Linked DNA regions of Mus musculus: region 1 is linked to region 2. Evidence: chromatin loops called from intact Hi-C (ENCODE). Cell type or tissue: heart. All regions are shown on one strand. Links, peaks and the distances in the headings refer to the core of each region. The heading gives the core; the rest is flanking DNA.

Evidence for each region. A loop is a pair of places that touch in the nucleus more often than their neighbours do. Peaks named below come from ENCODE experiments on the same cell type or tissue, not always from the same donor. Only the 100,000 strongest peaks of a DNase experiment are listed, where the experiment ranks them.
Region 1: it touches region 2 in a loop (9-fold over the local background); 18 of 42 quality-filtered maps call a loop at or near these places.

The regions. Positions count from the first base shown.
Region 1 is chr14:54,646,403-54,656,620 of GRCm38, reverse strand. Acin1 (apoptotic chromatin condensation inducer 1) reads left to right here. Exons shown (of 19, transcript NM_023190.3): 9 at 4,763-4,904; 10 at 8,491-8,533; 11 at 9,785-9,918; 12 at 10,018-10,170. 4930579G18Rik (RIKEN cDNA 4930579G18 gene) reads right to left here and starts at 6,110. Exons shown (of 6, transcript NR_038053.1): 1 at 6,073-6,110; 2 at 5,353-5,556; 3 at 4,807-4,881; 4 at 3,168-3,247; 5 at 2,675-2,790; 6 at 1,521-2,468. In heart, for the core only: a CTCF peak has its summit at 5,355 (motif pointing left); DNase peaks (open chromatin) are centred at 5,590 and 5,730; H3K4me3 peaks cover 2,019 bases; H3K27ac peaks cover 2,540 bases.
Region 2 is chr14:54,696,213-54,706,430 of GRCm38, reverse strand. It overlaps Gm29776 (predicted gene, 29776), which reads left to right and starts at 7,598. Exons shown (of 14, transcript NM_001370892.1): 1 at 7,598-7,905; 2 at 8,022-8,115; 3 at 8,973-9,024; 4 at 9,445-9,588; 5 at 9,887-10,012; 6 at 10,192-10,218. The coding sequence starts at 7,620. In heart, for the core only: a CTCF peak has its summit at 4,907 (motif pointing right); a DNase peak (open chromatin) is centred at 4,920; H3K27me3 peaks cover 445 bases.

The DNA.
Region 1 (10,218 bases), core at 2,985-7,984, 51 kb after region 2:
CCCAAGTCAGGGATTACCAGCTAGCCAGAAAAACTGGCAGAATCATCCAGTTCCAGATCTCAGAGAGACCCTGTTACTCATTTTCATTTTTCAAGATAGGGTTTTTCTGTATCCATGGCTGTCCTGGAACTAACTGATTGTGTAGACCTGGCTTGTAGGCTGGCTTCAAACTCACCAAGATCTGCCTGCCTCTGTTTCCCGGGTGCTGGGATTACAGTTTGTACCTTCATCTGTTTGAATCATGTGGGAAGAAGAGTGATTCCTAACCTTAGCTTCTTGCCTCCACAGTGTAGGCTCACACAGGTACGACATCCCATACATGCATGCGGTCCACTGCTCGTACATACATGAAGAAACAGAGAAAACAATCTTTTAGATGAACAAATGTTTAAGTATCCACTTGTTACCCACCATTATATCGTAATTAAGAAGTGCATACGTAGTTACTTGTCTTAAAGTCTGAGCTAGGGACCAAGGCACAAGTCTCTACCCCTGAGGAACATTGCAGAGTGGAGGTAGGTGGCAAGTAACCTAATGATTATTATTCAGAGTGATAAGGGCATTGTCAAAACCTGTCATCCCCATCACTGAATATTTTACCAGCAGAGAAAAAGTGTCTACCCATTGAATTAAAAAAAACTGCAGTGACTGCTGCCTGTGCCTGCGTTTCCTGCACACGCTGGTCTCTGTGTGCATCAGCATCCAGACTACACAGAGCTAGCACTGTCCCTGAGGTGGGTATTATTGTTAGCAACACTTACAGAGTATAGGAGAGGAGCCGAAATGTCGTCACTATCACACAGTTTGTAAAAGGTAGGACCAGTCTCATTCCTGGATTCACTTCTTTTTTAACCCCCATACCGGATCTTGCCTTACCTTTGAGCAGACATCACTATGTAAAAGGAAACTTTTAATGTATAAACACCACTGTAGCATACACTTTTTGGCATGTAAGTTTAGGATTTTAAGCAGCACAGAGAAAATTTGATTCTTGTCTAAAAGCTTTGATCAAAATGAGGTTGGGTAAATCCTGGCACTCTGAAGGCACAGGCAGGAGGATCTGAGTTCAAGGCTGGCCTAACCCACACCGACCTGTTCTCAAAAGTTCTTACAAGCTTTTTCACCTCCCCCTCCCCCTGTTCCCCCGCCCATGTGTCTCTGTGTCTGTCTTTCTCTGCCCCTCCCTCCCTCCCACCCCCACCCCCTAGGGAGGTTTTCTGACCTGTGTGTCAAACTGCCTGGTAGAAATGCTGAATTTTCAGGTACTAGTTCCTGACTTGGAGAGGCTTGGTTTCCCTTTTCCGTCACTTGTACCCCTGATCATCCTGACCTTTTTTTTTTTAAAGATTTATTTATTTTGCCGGGCGTGGTAGCGCATGCCTTTAATCCCAGCACTCGGGAGGCAGAGGCTGGCGGATTTTTTTAGTTCAAGGCCAGCTTGGTCTACAGAGTGAGTTCCAGGACAGCCAGAGCTACCCAGAGAAACCCTGTCTCCAAAAAAACAAAAATACAAAAAAAAATAAACAAAGATTTATTTTATTTATATGAGTACACTGTAACTGTCAGACATATCAGAAGAAGGCATCAGATCCCATTACAGATGGTTGCTGGGAACTGAACTCAGGACCTCTGGAGTCAGTGGTCTTAACCGTTGAGCCACCCCTCCAGCCCCCTGATTTTTTTTTTTAAATCTAGCATTTGGGGAGTGGGTGTCAGGATTAGAAGTTAGGGATGGCCAGGCGTGGTGGTGTACGCCTTTAATCCCAGCACTTGGGAGGCAGAGGCAGGCGGATTTCTGAGTTTGAGGACAGCCAGAGCTACACAGAGAAACCCTGTCTCGAAAAACCAAAAAAAAAAAAAAGAAGAAGAAGTTAGGGATAGTGGCAGAAAGGTAGGAAGATAGTTTATCTGATGGAGTCTCCGGATTTCTGTCTGAAGAGGGTTCGTTCTGCTGTTAGGAAAAGGAACTGAGGCCATTTCAGTCCGCAGATTAGCTTGTTGAGTCTTCAGCAGTTCTTTGTTGCTATTACTGGTGGTGGTGGTGGTTGTTGGAGGGGTTGGTTTGAGTTGTTGTTGTATTTTGTAACACAACATGCCCTAGTCTCTCGTGTACTAGGGTTGTAGTAGGACTGAATCTTTTGTTAAGGTCTGTTTCACACTCACATCTGCTTGTGTGGAAGATGGCCGAGATGCCTGGTCTTTGTTGTCTCCCAGCCTCACTGTTGGGCTTACCTCACCTACCCTGACCCCAAGGAACACCTTTCACCTGCAGCATCCTGTCGACCTGGATGCCTTCAGGCCTTAGCTGTGCATGTCCACTTGTCTTCTCCTCATTGGTGTAGGCAGGCACCCTGAGGCTGAGTGGGCTTGTTAACGACTGGGAACTCTGGCTCTCTTCAGAGACATCCACCTTTCCTCTGATTTGGAAAAGAAACTCTCCCAGACTTATCCACTTCCCTCCAACTTTTCTAGAAAACAGAGAGAGAGGTTCCACGTGATCATTGGCAGAGGTGAGCAGCGAGTTAGTTATCCTGGGTGGGACAGTGATGGGCACATAAGAAAATGCTGTCTTGATGTTCTGAGGGTAGATAGAAGCTTTGGTCATCTTTAAAAATGTTCCTGCTTTGGCTTTAATCGTTTCTCATTCCCAACTCTGCCATTTGCCATTACTTACTTTGGGTCCTCGGTCAGGCAGCTGTCTGTTCTCCCCACCTGGCCCCTTCTTTGCCCTTTGGAAGACTGGGAGCAAGCACCCTGGCCTGTACCAGTAGACCTCTTAGCTGCTGTAACCTGAGAAAAGAAGGGAAAGGCCTGGCCTCTGAAGCCACTTGACTCCCTGTGGCCTGCCAGAGGATAAGAACCTTGCTCACTCAGCGCCCTCCCTCTTTCCCCTCCCCTGCTGCATCAGGGCCCTCCCCCATCCGCACACACGGGCTGCTGGGTAAGTGGCAAGATGGCTCCCCTGCATGTCTCCGGCTGATCGCTGCCGCTTTACCAATACAATAGAGTCTGCTTACTACCAGCAACCTGGCCCTCTTCCTCCTCTTCCTCCAGAGAGACCAGTCCAGCCGAACTCGGGGTTTGCCGTGAGGACTTAAACGCTTATCTCTTAAACGCCCGATCTATTTTAGCCTCCCCGCTCCACCACCACCTCCCCTTCCATTTACCATTTTTTTTTTGGATTCCCCAGTTGCTGCATCTTGATTTTCTCTCTCTGGATCGGGTGGCTGGGAGGAGGTGGTGGGAGCTGCGGACAAGGAAGGGGGTTTGTCTGATTCGGGATTTTTGTTTTAATTTTTTTAGGATTTTTTTGTTTGGTTTTTGTTATTTCTTCCATTCCAGAAAGGGATAAACAGCACTTCCAGGGGGAGAAAAAAAATAATGATGTTCTCAGACAGCAGAGCAGGGTGAGAGGCTCGCATCCCCATGTGTCCTGCCCCCCCCTCCCCCCCGCCCCGCCGCCTCATCCTCCCCAGCTTCCTCATGCCTCGCACTGTCTTTCATTTTGATCTGTTTTCAGGCATTCCGCTTTCTCCCTTTGTCCTTTCTGCTCGGTTTCTAATTGGCCCCAGTTGCCCTCTCTGAGCAGTAGGTTGTTTGTTTTGGTTTGGGTTTTTGATAAGCCTTTCTTCAAGATTTAAGCAAAAAATCACGTGTTCTATGGGGTCCTGTTAGCTGGGGGCCCAGTCCTGGTTTCCCCCTCCCCCTCAGCTTTGCATCTCTCCCTGCCTACACTGGGGAGGCTTTTCTGACCTCTTGTGTGTCACACAGCCTGGTGAGAATGAGTGCTGTATTTTCTGGTACTAGTTCCTGGTCTGGAGAGGCTTGGTTTCCCTTTTCTGTCACTTGTACCCCTGATCATCCTGATTTTGATTATTTTTAATCTAGTTTTAGGGAGTGTCAGGGTTAGAAGTTAGGGATGGTGGCAGAAAGGTAGGAAGATAGTTTATTTGATGGAGTCTCTGGATTTCTTTGTCTGAAGTGAGTGCTAACTTGTGAGCGAGTGGGTTCCATGTTTTGGGGGAGTTGTCTGGTGTGGAGGAGGGTATTACTGACTTGGGAGGCCTGCTCTCTTTATCTCTTGGAAGTTGGAATGAGCAATGGGAGTGACTGGGTAAGAGTCAAATGTAAGAACAGTCTCTGCTCTGAGCAGGTGACAGCCATTCCTCAGGTTTTCCTAGGGTGAGAGAGAAGTGGGCACCCTTACCAGCCCCATCCTCACTCTTACTGGTCCTGGTGTCTGGAGGCCCTGTGGATCACCGGGCACTTACTAATTAACAGTTGATTGGACACAAGGTCGGGGTCATTGGCTACACCTATGCCCTTTCCAAAGTCTTGGGTTTTTTAGCTTTTTTGTTTTTTTATAAAGGAAGTGGGCTTCCTTTAGGTTCTTGGTAAATTAAAGATGCCTTAACTAGTGAGTAGAGAGGCTATAGCCTTCTAGACAAATTGAGGTCACTTTTGAAGGACTTTTCAGAGGAGACTGTTGGTTTCGTGCAAGAGAGCTGTGAAGTGAGTGTCTAAGAACTCTGAGTGCTGGGAACCCCACATAAAGGCCCCATCTGGTACTGAGTGGCCATGACCACTGTAATTTGTGCTTTTTCCCTAAAGAAAGCATTCCCACTTTCCCATGGGAAAGTTCTAGTCTGATCCCGCCCAAGTAAGGAGCCATTGGGATTTTATGTCCACAAAGCTAACATCTTGCTCTCTCTTCCCCTTCACTCTCTCCTACCCTTTCCTTCAATCTCTTCCATCCTGTCAGTGAAGAGAAGGAGGAAGTGACCATGGACACCAGTGAAAACAGACCTGAAAATGAGGTGCCTGAGCCTCCTCTGCCTGTTGCAGACCAAGTCAGCAATGATGAGCGCCCAGAGGGTGGTGCTGAAGAAGAGGAAAAGAAAGAGGTAACTAGCCAAGCCACCTGTTGGGGAGGGTGGGCCGAGCGTGGGCCTAGGGAGAATAGACCATCTCAGCCATCCCTCTTACACAGTGGGATGACCTAAAGGGGATAAGGCTATCCTTGGATCAGGATAGGGCAAGGGAGAATTCGCTGGTTTAGCAAGGGATGCCCCTTGTGATAACAGACAAGGTCTTTGATTTCCTTTCCCTACATGAAGCAGTGATATAGACCAGGCTCCTAATTTGGAAGTCTGTTAATGGCCCTTTTTTTTAGAGAGAGAGGGGGGAGAGGGAGGCGAGGGAGAGAGAGAGGAGAGAGAGAGAAAAACCAAAAAACCCAAGTGCAGCTTTCTTGCTGCTGAAGCTTCTGTGAAGCTAACTCCTTGAGCTTTCCCTCCTTTTTAAAAGCTTAATGGCACTTGTCGCCACCTAGTGGGGCTTTGGGTCTCTTACCGAGTCAGCCATGCTGAGGAATTTTTGTTGCTCTTCTGCCCCCCAGTGGTCTAATTACGGAAGTGTAGCTTCTTAGAAATCCAAGGGGTGAACCACAAGGCCCTCTTAGGTTTTGTTTTGTTTTGTTGGCACAAATATTACCACTTTTTCCTATACCCAGTTCAAGAGGCTTCCCCCATTGGAGCCAGCGAGGTCTTCTTGACCCTTAAAGAAATAGAATTAGCTGGGTTTGGGAGTGGTATTATTACAGGGTGGGAGGGGCTGTTGTGTGTGTAGCCTTTCTCTGGTGTGTGTTGCGGGGGTGGGGGCCGGTGAAAGTGATTTGATGTGCAGAATATTATTTATTACAAGGTCCTTCTTCCCCGTAAAACTTTGTCCAAGTACCTCATGTACGGTAATCCGCCCGTAAAATATAACCCTGCCCAACTGGCCAATCGCTGATGCCGCCTCTACCTCTGGACCCACCCGCTGCTACCGAGCCGCCCAATCAGAGCCGAGTGTGCTCCCGGTGTCTTGGCCAGAGGGGCGTGTCTGTGGGCGTCTGTGATGGGCCCCGCCTCCCTTCTTGCTTACATCGGGGCTGAGACGAGCACTGTTCTGGAGAGACTTGTACTGAGAACAAGAAGCATTTGGAAAGGGGTGGACTTGAATCATCGCCCTACTCGGGACACCCCAAGAAGAGTTGTGCCAGTGCTGGGGTGCCTGCCCACATGCCCTTACCTGTCAGAGACTGTGGGTTGCCTTGTTTGCTACAGACTGTTGGGATCCCCATCTAGGGACCAAGAAACCTAAGAGAGTCAGATGTTTATGACGACAGTGCCGAGCTGTAAACACTTGAGTGGGGCCGGTGGCCTAAGCTTTGTTGACTAGAAACCCTGCAGAGAAGTCTGGGGGTCTGTACCCAGGGGCTTAAAGCTGATGGCAGCCCAGCCCGCGTGTCACCACTTGCTCTTCAGATGGACTTTCCTTTGGTCCCTGCTGTCCATGGTGAAGGGCAGCATCGTGTCGGTCGCTTCAGCTTCTCCTCCATCCCTGGAGGCAGGGACTCACTCACCCACCCAACCGGAACCACTGTCTCAGCTGCAGTCCCTGAGGAGGTGCCAACGACAAACCGGAAGACATACTCTGAGCTTGCTGCTGAATGTGTACCAGGTCCTGGGGAAATTGACTACTGCCACCCCCGGGCTACCTTCATCAGAGGCTCCATGATCCTGCTCGGTGACAGGACCTCTCCCCAGTTACACTCAGAGGAGGAAGGGACTTTGGAGTTGTCACCTGGATCCCAAGTGTTGGCTAGTGGCACTGCTGCAGCTTGTCACTGGTGGACATAGGGTCCTGCCTGCCTCATGAAAGAAAGGCAAGGAGCATTCCTGCCGCTCACAGGCCGCTTGCTCATTCATCAGGGACTGCAAGATGATGCCCTACAGGGCCAGGACTGATGCTCTGCCCCCATTCCCCCCTCTGCCCCTCGCTGAGGCTGGCCATCGCCAGTGAACTGTTTTGACATCTTGGAAACTGGGCAGCGTCCCCCCACACGATTCCCTCCCGCCCCCCCTGCGCCCCTGGGAGGACTCTGGCAGTGCCACGCTGACTACCACGCCGTGCGCCCACCTTTTTTGCCAACCCAACCCCCCACCAATTGCACAGCGCCTAGCAGGGAGGGCTCATTCTGATTGGACGGCGGTTGACTAGATACAGTACACAGTGAGGTGCGATTGGCTGAACTGAAGATCCCAGGTGTGAGATGGTACCTGGAACATTTGTCATATTCCTAGTTTATTCTTTTATTTTCTACCTCTTCTTTAATCTTTTATTTTTATAATTTATTTTTTTATTTCTTTGTTGGGTTTATTTATTTGGTTCGTGTTTTTCTTGTTTTAATTAAGTTATTTTGTTTAATTGGTTTTTTGGGTTCTTTTATTTTCTTTCTTTTTTGTTTTTTTTTGTTTGTTTGTTTGTTTTTTTGGTTTTTATTTATTTCCTTTTCTCACTAACTTACCCATCGTGAGCAACCTAGCTAGGGGTCAGGCTGGCTCTTAACACAGACCAAGGAGACTTGGTTAGATGACACAGGTGGGGCTGGGGGTGGGAGGGGAAAGGAGATTAAGGGGGTCCTGCCCTACCCGTTAGAAGGGTGGTAGGGTGGTCTTAGTTTTTCCAGAAATAAGCACCTATAAAAGTGCCCCTGCTCTGTCTGTAGTGTCACTCCACTGTGTGTCTGGAAAGAGGCTTGCCCAAATCTGTCTTGTGGGATTTGTTTTGGTTTTGGTCCTTAGCCAGAGCCCCTGCATTTGAGCCCTGTTTGAAGGGGGAGCGTTAAGGCTCTGCTGGAGTAAGGGTGGTGGTTGGGGAGGCCGAGGCTTTCCCTGGAGCAGCTGGCCTTTACCAGAGCCTCCTTAGACAAGAGATCCTTGTAAATTCTCTCTGCTACCTGCCCTTCATCTGCAGTGAACCTTGTATAATTCTTTTCCTTGGTGTTGCTCTGAGTGGTCTTCAAGTGTCCCACCTCCTGTCAAGATGTCAGGCTGGGAGCTGAGTACAGGAAGCTTGTTGAAGTTGCCATCTCAAGAGTGGGTTTTTCTCGTATCTTTCAAATTGGCAAGGAAGGACTTAGGAGGACCCAGTTACCTGGGTCTGGGCATAGCTCGCTGGGTTTCGTGTCCTCATCCCTTAGATACAGTTGAGAGCATGATCAGCAACTTAAAAGGGCTGACGGAGCCGGACATGGTGGCTCATGTCTGTAATCCCAGTGCTTGGGAGGCTGAGGCAGGAGGATCACCAAAAGTTTGATGATGTAGCCTAAGCTACAAAGTGAGACCCTGTTTCAAAAAACCCAAAAACTACTTAAGTAGCTGGAGGTTATTAAGCCCCTCCCCATCTTATTTCTGGTAAAGCTAATACACTGGTGTGAGGTGACATAGATGACCTTCCCCGTGACGTTTGGTTTAATTTTCCTCTAACTTGCATTGATTCTGCTTCGTTTTTTGCCGTTTGCTGCTTCTGTTTTGGTCTCTATCTGTCAGTGTCTCTCTCTCTCTGTCTCTGTGTGTCTTTGGCATTTATGCTAAGATTGCCTGATTTAACCTCCTCCCCCTCTCTGTGGGGTGTCTCTCTCTCTTCCTTATCTTCTCCATACAGAGTTCGATGCCCAAGTCATTCAAGAGGAAAATCTCCGTTGTCTGTAAGTCTAGCCCCAAATCCCTGGTAGAAGTCATAAAAACTGCACAGATGATTAGCATTCATTTCCTCCCAGTATCAGTCTTAGGGTGCAGTTCTCCCTCCACCTAGTGAGACTCTGCTCTCCCTACACATGGAGAATCTGGGTGGTTTTCATTTTAACCAGTCCTGTTTCTCCAGCTCTGTGTGTGTGTGTGTGTGTGTGTGTGTGTGTGTGTGTGTGTGTGTGTGTGTGTGTGTGTGTGTGTGCGCGCGCGCACGCGCGTGTGCTTGCGCGCGTTACTGAGGATTGGACCTACAGCCTTGCACATGCTAGGCACACAATGCCACATCAGTTTCCCCAACTCCAAAGTACCTTTTAAGGAGAGCATTGTACCTCAGACCATTTTCAATCTATTCTCTTGTTATTACTTATTTTTGAGACAAGGTTTCTGCTGTGTAGACCAGGCTGACTAAAAACTGAATCCTGCTACATCCTCTCAAGTAGCTGGGATTACAGGCGTGTGCTACACGCCCAACTTAGAGGAATGCATCCTTTCTGGTATCTGACCTTGAATTTGAAGTTAGAGAGATGCCTGTGTGATGCTTTCCATTTTTAAGATTTATTTATTATATATACAGCGTTCTGCCTGCATGAATGCCTGCAGGCCAGAAGAGGGCACCAGATCACATTATAAATGGTTGTGAGCTACCATGTGGTTGTTAGGAATTGAACTCAGGACCTCTGGAAGAACATTCAGTGCTCTTAATCTGTAAGCCCTCCTGACAGTAAACATGCAATTGTTGCCCACTGAGGAACTTGGGCAGTGGTAGTTTGGTGGTAGATTTGTTTTCTGGCTGCTCTGAAATTTGTTGTGTAGGCCAGGCTGGTCTTGAATTCAGAGATTTCCCCCTCATTTTCAAGTGCTGGGATTAAAGGTGTGTACCACCATGTGCAGACACCCAGTAAGGAGCACATGGTCTTACAGTGTAGTCACGTGTTCGTCTGGCTCTCCTGCACTTAAGTCTGAAGTGCTCCTCCAACTGCTTACCCGCCTTCTCCTTTCTGTGCGCAAATAGTTCCCAGCCATAATAAAGATACAACATCAGTTTTGTTCACTCTTTAAGCCTTAGTTTCCCAATCTCCACTCCCCCAATCTTTTCTTACGTTAACCTTTTACTTAAACTGCAGCCAAAAGCAACATATGAGTGTTACGGTGTGAGCTAGTTAGGAACCTAGACCATCTAACTGTTGGGTCCTATTTTTTGGGGACAGCAGCTACCAAGGGGGTGCAAGCTGGAAACAGTGACACAGAGGGGGGCCAGCCTGGCCGAAAACGCCGTTGGGGAGCCAGCACTGCCGCGACACAGAAGAAACCGTCCATCAGTATCACCACTGAGTCACTCAAGGTGAGGTGGGCGGAGCCAGGGAAGGGAGGGTAAGAAATGTTCAGGTGGGAGTAGACATGGGCCCAGTGTAACGGGGTAGCGGGGGTGTCTGTGTCCCAGAGCCTCATCCCCGACATCAAACCCCTGGCGGGGCAGGAGGCTGTTGTGGATCTTCATGCCGATGACTCCCGAATCTCTGAGGATGAGACAGAGCGTAATGGCGACGATGGGACCCATGACAAGGGACTGAAGATATGCCGGACAGTCACTCAGGTAACCCCGTGTGCTGTGCCCAGCATCGGGTGAGGCAGTGGGCAACGG
Region 2 (10,218 bases), core at 1,919-6,918:
GAGGCAATTTGACTTCATCAAAATGGCCATCAGTTGTGACTTGAGGGAGCAAGGACGGTCCTTTGTTGTTAAGGAAAGGCCTTGCTTGCAGGGCAAGACTCACCTGCAGAGCTGTGGCCTTCTACTTGTCTTTAAAAGAACCAAAGTATGATGTAGGTAGAGGCGAGCCAAATAGAGCATGGCTCTACCCCAGTGGCCTGAAAGCTAAACTTCATCCAAAAGGCTCAAACTGGAAATCCCTATCACCACCACCCACCCAGCACCCGCCAACACCTAGTGTCATGGTCACCCTAGCCAGGCCATCCAGCCCTGCTGCAATCGGGACGGTTTGCAAAACTCCCAGTAGCTCCCCCTTTGTTACCATCTGAGGTTAGGACTGCACTTGGGAGATAAGCTCGGCTCCACCCACCTGTCCCACAGACTGCTGGCCTTCTGCAACTGGGAAGGTTTGCAAAACCCCTGCTAGCTCCAGCTGTCAACATCTGAGGCTAGCTAGGGCTGCACTCGGAGATAAAGGCTAGCTCCACCCACCTGCCCTGCCTTCAAACCTCCCAAGTATCATGGCCCCAAAAGGAAAAGCTCCTAGAAGCTCACTCAGGGTCTGGAAGCTTACTCAGGCTAGCACAGAGAGCCTCCTACCTGGACCATAGAAGCTGTTCCACCAACAGCTTCACTTTCTGTTTCTATTTGTGTCGGTTGAGACACAGGGACTTACAACTGAAGCCCAGGCTAGCCTAGAATGCAAAGCAATTTCCCTGCCTCAGCCTCCTGAGTGCTGAGATTTCAGACACAACTCATCACACTCAACATCTTTCGCTCTCCTTTGTCCTCAGTTTCCTTCTCCTCAAGCTCATTGTTTTACCTTGGCCAGGCGCTTTACTTACTGTAGAACTGAAGGCTAAACAAGGGTAATCTTAGCTCTTGGGGAATTCACAGTTGATTAGGGCAGCAGATAAGCATGGAAACACAAAGACATAGTTCTAGATTGTGGGCACCGTGTCTAAAGCAGAGGTGATTCCTGGTAAGTGTTGTTTGTTGTGAGACAGGGTCTCACTATGGTAGTTCAAGCTGGACTTGAACTCTTAATCCTCCTGTTCCGGCCTCTCTGGTACTGGGATTACCAGAGTGTAGTGCCACACCTGGCACCAGTGGTGGGTTTCAATGCAGGCATCTGCTTTTAATGTGAGGGCCAGGAAAGGCTTGTTTGAGGCAACAAGGAACAGAATTCAAGAGGTAAGTCTGGCAAAAAGCAGGGTTTCCCACATAAAGACAATCATTCCCATCCATTCACCGGCACAGAGTGCGGCTGGAGCCGGGCAGACTGGATTGGGAGAGACGGGGATGCCTGGAATGAGGCATAGCAGAGCTGAGGCTGGAGTTGCCCAGCTCTCAGGTGGGATCATAATGGAAGGACCGCTCTTCCAAAAGAAGAGAACACCTCTTTCCTCTTTCTCTCTTAGAAGGAAAAGCGTAGAGACAGATAAAAATATAAATGGGGGGTGGGGGGTGGAGAGATGGCTCGGCGGTTAAGGGAACTGACTGCTCTTCCGAAGGTTCTGAGTTCAAATCCTAGCAACCACATGGTGGCTCACAACCATCAGTAATGAGATCTGACACCCTCTTCTGATGTGTCTGAAGACAGCTACAGTGTACTTATATATAATAAATAAATCTTTAAAAAAATAGAAATAGGGTGTTGGCAAGATAGCTCAGTAGGCAAAGGCACTTACTATCAAACCTGACATAGTCTGATCCCCAAACCAACTCCTGTGTGTACCATGACATGAATAGCTACACACACACACACACACACACACACACACACACGCACACACACATGCACACTTAGACACACGCACACGCACACTTAGACACACACACACATACATGCACTCGTGCATGCACATACACACCACTATTTTTAAATTTTTGTTTTTAGATTTATTTATTGTATTTTGTGTGAGAGTTTTGCTTGCATATAAATGTGTGCACCACAGGCATCCCTAGTGCCAAGGAAGTCAGAGGGTATCAGTCCCCCGCCCCTACAGAAGTTCTGGAGTCACCATGTGGATACTGGGACCCAACTTAGGAACACTGCAAGAGCAGAAGGGCTTTTAACTGCTGAGCCAACTCTCCAGCCTCCTAAATAAATATTTTTAAACATGTATGCTTATATGTTTACAAACATAAAAATAAATTAAAACACACAGGTTTGAACTGGGCCTGATGGCACATGCCTTTAAGCCCAGCATTTGGTATGTAGCCGCAGGAAGATAAGTTTGAGGTCAGCCTGGTCTACATAGAGTGGTCAAAGCTAGGATTATGCATAGTGAGACCCTGTCTCAAAACACCAAAAATGGTGATAACTTTTTTTAAAGGCTTTGGCTGGACATGATGAAGCAGGCTTGCAACCCTGGCATTCAGGGGCTAAGAAAGACAATAGCAAGTTTGAGGCCAATCTGCCCCCATCTTAATAAAAATGAAAGGTGTATCACAGACCGAGAGTGTTCTTGTCTTGCAGCTTTTATTTTCCACTGGGAAAAAAAGTGGTTCCTAAAGTGGCTGGGCTGCAGGGGAGGCTGCAGACGGAAGGTCTAAAACCCCAATTGCTAAGGGTGGAAGAGAGAGCCGTTGCTGAGATTTCTGACTTGGGAGCATACAATTGAAGTTGATGGGAAGTGTTTTAGAGCGGCCAGGCCATAGTCTTGTCTGCTGGAATGATTTCCTCTAGTGGTCCTCAGCTGCTCAAATACAAATGCAGGCAAGTGCTGGATCCATCTAAGGCTGGCGCTTAACCAGGGAGGCAGGGTGGTTCGGATAGACAAGGGAGGGGAGTTGAATTGATTCAGGAAAGAATTCTGATGGCAAGTCTACACCCTAAGACCGAGAAGGGGAGAATAAAGAAAAGAAGGGTCACTGTTCCCCCAGCCAGTTTGTCCAACAGCTGCAGTGAGCCAACCTAGCAACGAACCATAAGGAAAAGAGATCATATCAGAGAAGGGTGCTTGATTCCGTTATTTCATAGATGCTTCAGTTTCTGCTGATGATAAGGCTCTGGGCACAGCCCTCAGATTGTCTCAGTCGAGAGGAACGGAGGAGAAGAGTGTCCGAGGTGGAAGGGAGAAGAATCTGAGAGAGAAGCGCGCTGAGGGAGCTGCACATGGTTACATCATCACCACCGCCGCAGGGCCACCACCTCTGGGGACCCTGTTCCTCAGGCCACCTTCCCTCCCTCACATCTTGTCTCACTAACCTCCGACTTCTTGTTCCCCTGGAGCAATCCTCCCCTTCTCCAATTTCTCTCTGGTTTCCCTTCATCTCCTCGGTTTCTCTTCTCATCCCAATGTGACTTCTGCTCCCCTGGATGAATCCGAGAAGCCATACCGGACAGTAGATGTGACCAGGAGTCTGTGAGGGTTGAAATCCACGTGGCTGCTTTAATGTCTAATTCTGCGGCACCTCGGCTGTAAAGTTAGGTATCAATAATACCTAAGCTTCCTAGGGTTTGTAAAAGAATCATAGGAGAATAATGTTTGGAACAATGTCAGACACAAAGCTTTCTTGATCAGACAATGGCTGTTCTTAGTGTAACCCCTCACCTCCTTCTCTTGCTTCATTTTTACTCTCTCACCTCCACCATCCCTCCATGGTTGCTTCATACATCTTCAAAGAGACGAACAAGGCGTTCAGTCTGAAGTCTGGTAGAAAAACAGAGTCACACATGGAGCTGGGGATGACAAAGAGGCTCAGTGGTTAAGAGCACTTGGTCCTCTTGCCAATGCTCTGGGTTCGGTTTCAGCGCTCACTCCCCTGATGGCTCACAACCACCTGTGACTCCAGCTCCCCACCATCTGATGCCAGGCTCACATGTGATGCACACCACATACACGCACATGCTAGAAAAACATTATACACATAAAATGTGTGTTTGTTTGTTTGTTTGTTTGTTTTTGAAACATGGTTTCTCTGTGTAATCCTGTCTGTTCTGAAACTCACTCTGTAGACCAGGCTGGCCTGGAATTCACTCTGTAGACCAGGCTGACCTGGAACTCAGAGATCCACCTCCCTCTCCCTCCCAAATGCTGGGATTAAAAGCATGCTCCACTACCTCCTTGCTATAAATAAATCTTAAAAACAAAAATTAAAAATAAATAAGTAAAAAGGTACAATTGGGCATAGTGATACATTTGGGCTATCTCTGTGCTGGATTTTGGTAGAGGGGAGAAGTGGGGGGTGGGGGGGAGGAACCTGAGTTCAAGTGAAACCTATCTCAAAATAAGAGAAAAAGTCAGGGTAATATATAAGTCCTGCTAAAAAGATGTCAAAGAAGGCTGGAGAGAGATGGCTCAGTGGTCAAGAGGACCTGTAGTTCTCACAGAGAACCTGTGTACAGTCCCCAGCATCCACATGGTGACTGGCAACCACCAACAGTGATTCCACGTCCACAAGATCTGACACCCTCTTCTGACCTCCTCAGGCACTGGGCATGCGCGTGGTGCATATGTATACATAAAAGCAAAATACACACACACACAAAAATACATCTTTGAAAAGCTGTTTTTAAAGATGTGAAAGAATTGCCGCTGGGAAACAGAATCTCTTCTGTCCGGTGAATAATGGGCAGAGAAGCTGGATCTAGTGCAAAGTGGGAGCAAGGGATGTCTTCCAGGCACTTCCTGCATCCGTGCAAGGCTAACAGTAGGTTCTAAAGGAATGCACTTGAGCTAGCTGACACTTCCTATGGTAGGCTCTGTCCGACCTGTGAGGTATCACATAATCTGCGTATAGGCATGCGGGGGAGGAAAAATGCAATGAGGGAAGAGGCTGCAACTTTTCATGCAGGTATGGGGCAAGTTCCACCCACTCCCACCCCACACCCCGACTCCCTACTCCAGCAGGGTCATGCCTTTCTCAGCATGGCCACCAGGAGGCAGCAAAGAATAAGAGTGGGGACAGAGAAGAGCCAGGAACCTGGAGAGCCAGGCCAACTGGATTCATCACGTTAAGTGATATTGGGAGTTCTTTGTTTTGTTTTGTTTTGTTTTGTTTTTCAGGGAAAAGGATCTTCAGACACCTAGAGAAAGCTGTATTTGTCTTAGAGAAAGAACACGAGTATCCTGTTAATAATATAATATAAACTCACCTGTTAATAATCAATTTTTAAATCCTAAATTCTCTAACTCCAATGTGTGTGTGTAATTTTTTTTCCTTCTGGTGAGCATGAAAGCAGGACTTTGCCCAATCTACATACTATCTACTCTTTTCTTGACTTAGCCGTTATCACAAGCTGGGCCGTGCTTTTTTTTTCTTTTCCAAAATTTTACTTCTATTATTTTTAAGTATGCATATGTGTATCTGTATGTGCACGTGAGTGCCAATGGAGGCCTGACACATTGGATTCCCAAGAGCTGGAGTTCCAGGTGGATGGGAGCGGCCCAGCATGGGTTTGGGGAACCAAGAGTTCTCTGGAAACACAGAACGTGCTCTTAGCTGCTGAGCTGTCTCTCTGTGCCCTGGGCACTGTCTGTGCGTTACAGATACTCACTTGCTCCTCACAGCGATCCTTACAGTACAATCATCCTGATAATGGGAAGGCTATGGCACTTGGTCAAGATGACAGGAATAGAAAGTGGCAGAGAGTCTTGGGCTCCAGAGTGGGGAGTTTCCCTTGTCACAGTTGTCACATGTAAAAATACATTTGGCTTCCAGAGAAGCCAGTAGTTCCCTTTGAACTCTGGTCCTGAGCCAACTGTGGTGGTACACACCTTTGACCAGACCCCAAGTACTCCGGGGACAGAGGCAGGTAGATCCCTGTGAGCTCCAGGTTAGCCTGGTTTGCATAGAGAGTTTCAGATCAGCCAAGGCTACGCAGTGAGATTCTGCCTCAAAAAATAAATAAAAATAAACTCTACCAGGCGTGTTGGCATACGTTTTTAGGCCTCGCACTAAGGAGGTAGATACAGGTGGATCTCTTTGAGCACAAAGCCAGCGTGGTCTAGAAAAGCAAGTTCCAGGAGAGCCAGGGTTGTTACACAAAGCAACCCTGCCTCTAAAAATGAACAAAAGATAAACGCTAGTCCTTATGTCATTCACTAGATAATTCGTCTTAACATATGTGACTTTATCCCCTGCTTCAAAGCAAAAGAGTGGAGCAGACACGACAGTGCACGGCTACATGTAATCTCAGCCCTTGGGAAGCAAAGGCAAGAGGGTCGGTCACAAGTTCAAACCTCTTTGAACTTCTGTTAGGTCCATCTGAGCTACACTATGAAAGAGAAGAAGTTACAGTAATAGGAGCCGGGCAGTGGTGGCGCACGCCTTTAACCTCAGCACTTGGGAGGCAGAGGCAGGCGGATTTCTGAGTTCGAGGCCAGCCTGGTCTACAGAGTGAGTTCCAGGACAGCCAGGGCTAGAGAAACCCTGTCTCAAACAACAAAATAAAACAAAACAAAAACAAACACACACACACACAATAATAGTTAGGTGTTAATGCCCACACTGAAGACCTGACAGGAGTAGGCTTCTTCTAGGAGAGGAAAAAGCGCCTGAGCCAGGAAGTACTGAGGGAAAGCAGGTCTTGTCAGGATCTAAGAGGCTTCCTGAGACTGTTCCCTCCCACCTCCGAGGGGTGTGGAATTTGGGCTGGAGATGTTAAGAAAGGCTTCCCAGAGTAAAGTAGGAGCTTCTCACAGGAAAGGTGGGAGTTGGCTGAAGGGGTGGGGGGAAATGGTGACCAATCAGAGAAGACAGTTCAGAAAAGCACCGTAAGGGACAAGAAAACAGAGAGTCTCCTCATAACACAGGGCTTCTCAAAAGAACCTCTTTGAACTTCTGTTAAGTCCATCTGAGCCTTTATCTTCCCTCTCCTGGGAACCAGTAGGTGGACTCTGCCAAGCTCCTTAGGCCTATCCCACAGCCCCCCAAAGGAGATGGCAGTCAACTTACATGACAGTTGTGCACCTGCTGACAGTACTTCACAGGTGCAGGACATTCTTCAAAGTCTTACAGCTTAGTTAGAGGCTGACCCAGAATAGTGCAGGACCTGTTTGCTCGCCACCCAGGAGATAGCAGGCATCCGCGGACAGCATCAACAAAACCAACAGAAACAAAAAGTACCACACACACACACACACACACACACACACACACACACACACACACACACACACACATTCCTCACCCTTTAAACCCCTAATGTTTCCTTATTTTGGGGGGCAGGGGGTGTCCCAAGGCTTCCTACTGAGAAAGGCAGAGGTTGGGGGATGTGGCATAACCCCTCTTTAGAAAAATAAACGGAAGGCTCTGAAATGACACTCCTGGTCTCCAGCACCCCCCTTTAGCCCCCTAGAGGAGATGGCTTCAACCCCTGTGGTTCATATCTGACCTCCTAGTGGGAAACTGTGGATTCAGTCAACAAGTTTGAACTCTGCTAAGAACTAGGAGAGTGGTGCACAGGGTGTGGCGAGTGATGAGAGAGAGAGAGAGAGAAGAGAGAGAGAGAGAGAGAGAGAGAGAGAGAGAGAGAGAGAGAGAGAGAGAGAGAGAGAGAGAGAGAGAGAGAGAGAAATAAGTGAGCTTGCCTCAGGAGACTGGACCCAAGAAGGCTGAGGAGACACGGAATGAAGATGTGGCGGCTACTCCTCCTTGGGGTGGCCACAGGCAGATGTCTGCATGAGGAGACCCAGAAGTCTGTGCGCCTTCTTAGGCCTCCTTTCTCCCAAATGCCCACCCACTTCCGCTCCTCAATCCTTCCTCTCCCTGGCTCCCATGAGCCTCGACCCCTTAGAATCCAAACCTACTACTCAAGAGCTCCTGTGCCCGGTGAGGCTTGGGATCCTGAGGGGGAAACGCGAGCCCTGGCTGCCGTGACAGAGACCACTCGAAGGATTCAGGGCATCCTAGCAGGTAAGTGAGGATACAGGAAGTATCAGGGAGGGCTGAGGGGCCTAAAAGGAGTCCTTCACAGCAAAGGATTTGAACTCGGAGACAATGAGGTGAAGAACCCGTGCTCGTGTCTTAAGTTCTCCCGGTACAAGGACCTCTGCTCCTGAGTCGAGACCCTGCACAATACTGCCACGCCGTCTGGGGAGACCCAGATACCCCTAACTACCAAAGGTGAGTTTGTCACTGTTAGTGGTTGGGTTTTGGACCCGGGACAAGGGACTGAGGTGCATATTTTACACACCAAAGCATACCTGGCCTCCAGGTTCTCCCAGCATCCCCCAGTCCCTACCTGCCACACCCTGCCCCCAACTCTGAACTTTCCAACCCAAGGGCTAAGCTGCTTTTTTCCCCAGAGGTTCCTCCCTGTGTAATCCAGACATTTTGCGCTCTCACTCTCTACCTCTCTCCTCCTCCTCCTCTTCCTCCTCCTCCTCCTTCTCTCTCTCTCTCTCTCTCTCTCTCTCTCTCCCTCTCTTACCCCTCCCTTTTCCCATGGTGACTTCCCTGGCCTTGGTCCTTGAGGCCAGCGAACTTGCCTGAATGCAACTTCCCAATAAACCTACCTTTAATATATTCTAATCTGGCTCAAATTGGCTCATTTCACTGATGGCAGACAAATAACCTATCATTAATGTTGTGTTTTATAAAAATCCAAGTATGTGTTTTCTAGAGCATGGTATGGTGAGGTGGAGGGGTGCCTTGGAGGGCCCATGCTGAGGCATCCCTTCCCCCTGAGGTAATGTCAAATAGAGTTTATTTAGGGCATGGAAAGGGGAGTTGAGAGGGGAATAGAGACAGAGAGTGTCGAGGGGGCAGGGACAGGTGGAGGGAGGAGGGGAGAGTGTCAGGAAGAGAAGAGAGTCGGGAGAGAGAAGGGACAGAGAGAGGGAGGAGGGGTCAAACAGCTCCTTTTATAGCAAGCCAGGCCTACCAGGCTATTAGGCAGAGCCTAGTAGGAATGCTAACAATTAATGTCTTCTTCAAAGACATCTATGTCTCCAGCTCCCTTCTATCCGTTTTTTTGACAGGTGCAGCATCTTGAACCCAGGGTACAAAGGAGAGAGTTGCCTTGGAGCAAAGGTGAGGTTAACTCTCCAGTCTCCGGGATCTGAAGGGCTCTAACCTACTTAGACCTTCCCAATACCTCAGCACATAAAAGGACGGATCTCAGATGTGTGGAGTTGTCCTCCTGTCCTGTTCCTCAGAGGAATGCACACTCTATCCAGCCATGCTCCTCAAAATACATTAAAGCAGAGATCTGCGGGGGGGGGGGGAGCAGGGGGAGGCTAGAGGTGTAACTCTGCTCTTCAGGTTTCTTAAACTCGGGTTTGAACCTTGCCCATGCTATGAAGGGCTCTGAGTTATAACTACCCATCTAGAAATCTGACTCTAATTGGCTACCCGGATGGTACTGAGGCAGCCCCGAGATATCTCCATCCTCTTGGAGTTTCTAGTTTCTACCCATCAGCTAAGCTTATACTAGATTTCATTCTCTGACAGATTCCAGATGCCCACCTGCGTGGTTATTCCTTGTGGCCAGAGCATGGTCTGCCCCAGCTAATCCAACCAGATGGCCCCGGAGTCCAAAATGCTGACTTTCTCCTGTATGTGCAGGTTGCCCACACTTCCAAGTGTCACAAAGAGGTGAGGCTCAAACCTAATGCTCTTTTCCCTTGCTCTCTTGCTCTTAATGTTAATCTTTGCTGAGGGACATGGAGATAGCAGTTTTACTGAATTACACTTCTTTGGGAGCAGTCTGGAGTAGTCTGATAAAGCTTGACTTGTGTAGGGGCTAACAATCTTCCAGGCTACCCATGGGTGCTGCCCCAGCAGAACCGAATAGAGCCCCTGCTTCCTTTTTTTTTTTTTCCTCAAGAAGAATCCCTCTACCTGTTTTATCTCACTTTCCTTTCCACTCTCCCTTCCCCTGGCCTGTTTGCAGCCCTCTGTCATAGCCTATGCTGCCTGCTGCCAGCTGGACTCAGAAGACAGGCCCCTCGCTGGTACCATCGTCTACTGTGGCCAACATCTCAGAAGCCCAACACTCAGCCATGATGATATTGTCATGGTGACTGCTGCATGCTGACTAGGGGACAGGGCCGGGGGTAGCAGTCTCCCATGGAGTGGGAGAACCTCCTGAGAATGGAAGAGGAGGTGTCCTCAGCTCTACGAAGAGCTGGTTACGTGGAAGGGCTCTAGGGTTCTGCTACAAAACCAGACCCTTGCTCAGCAGCCATTTGATCTTAGGCTACACTACATGAACTGCTGCATGCC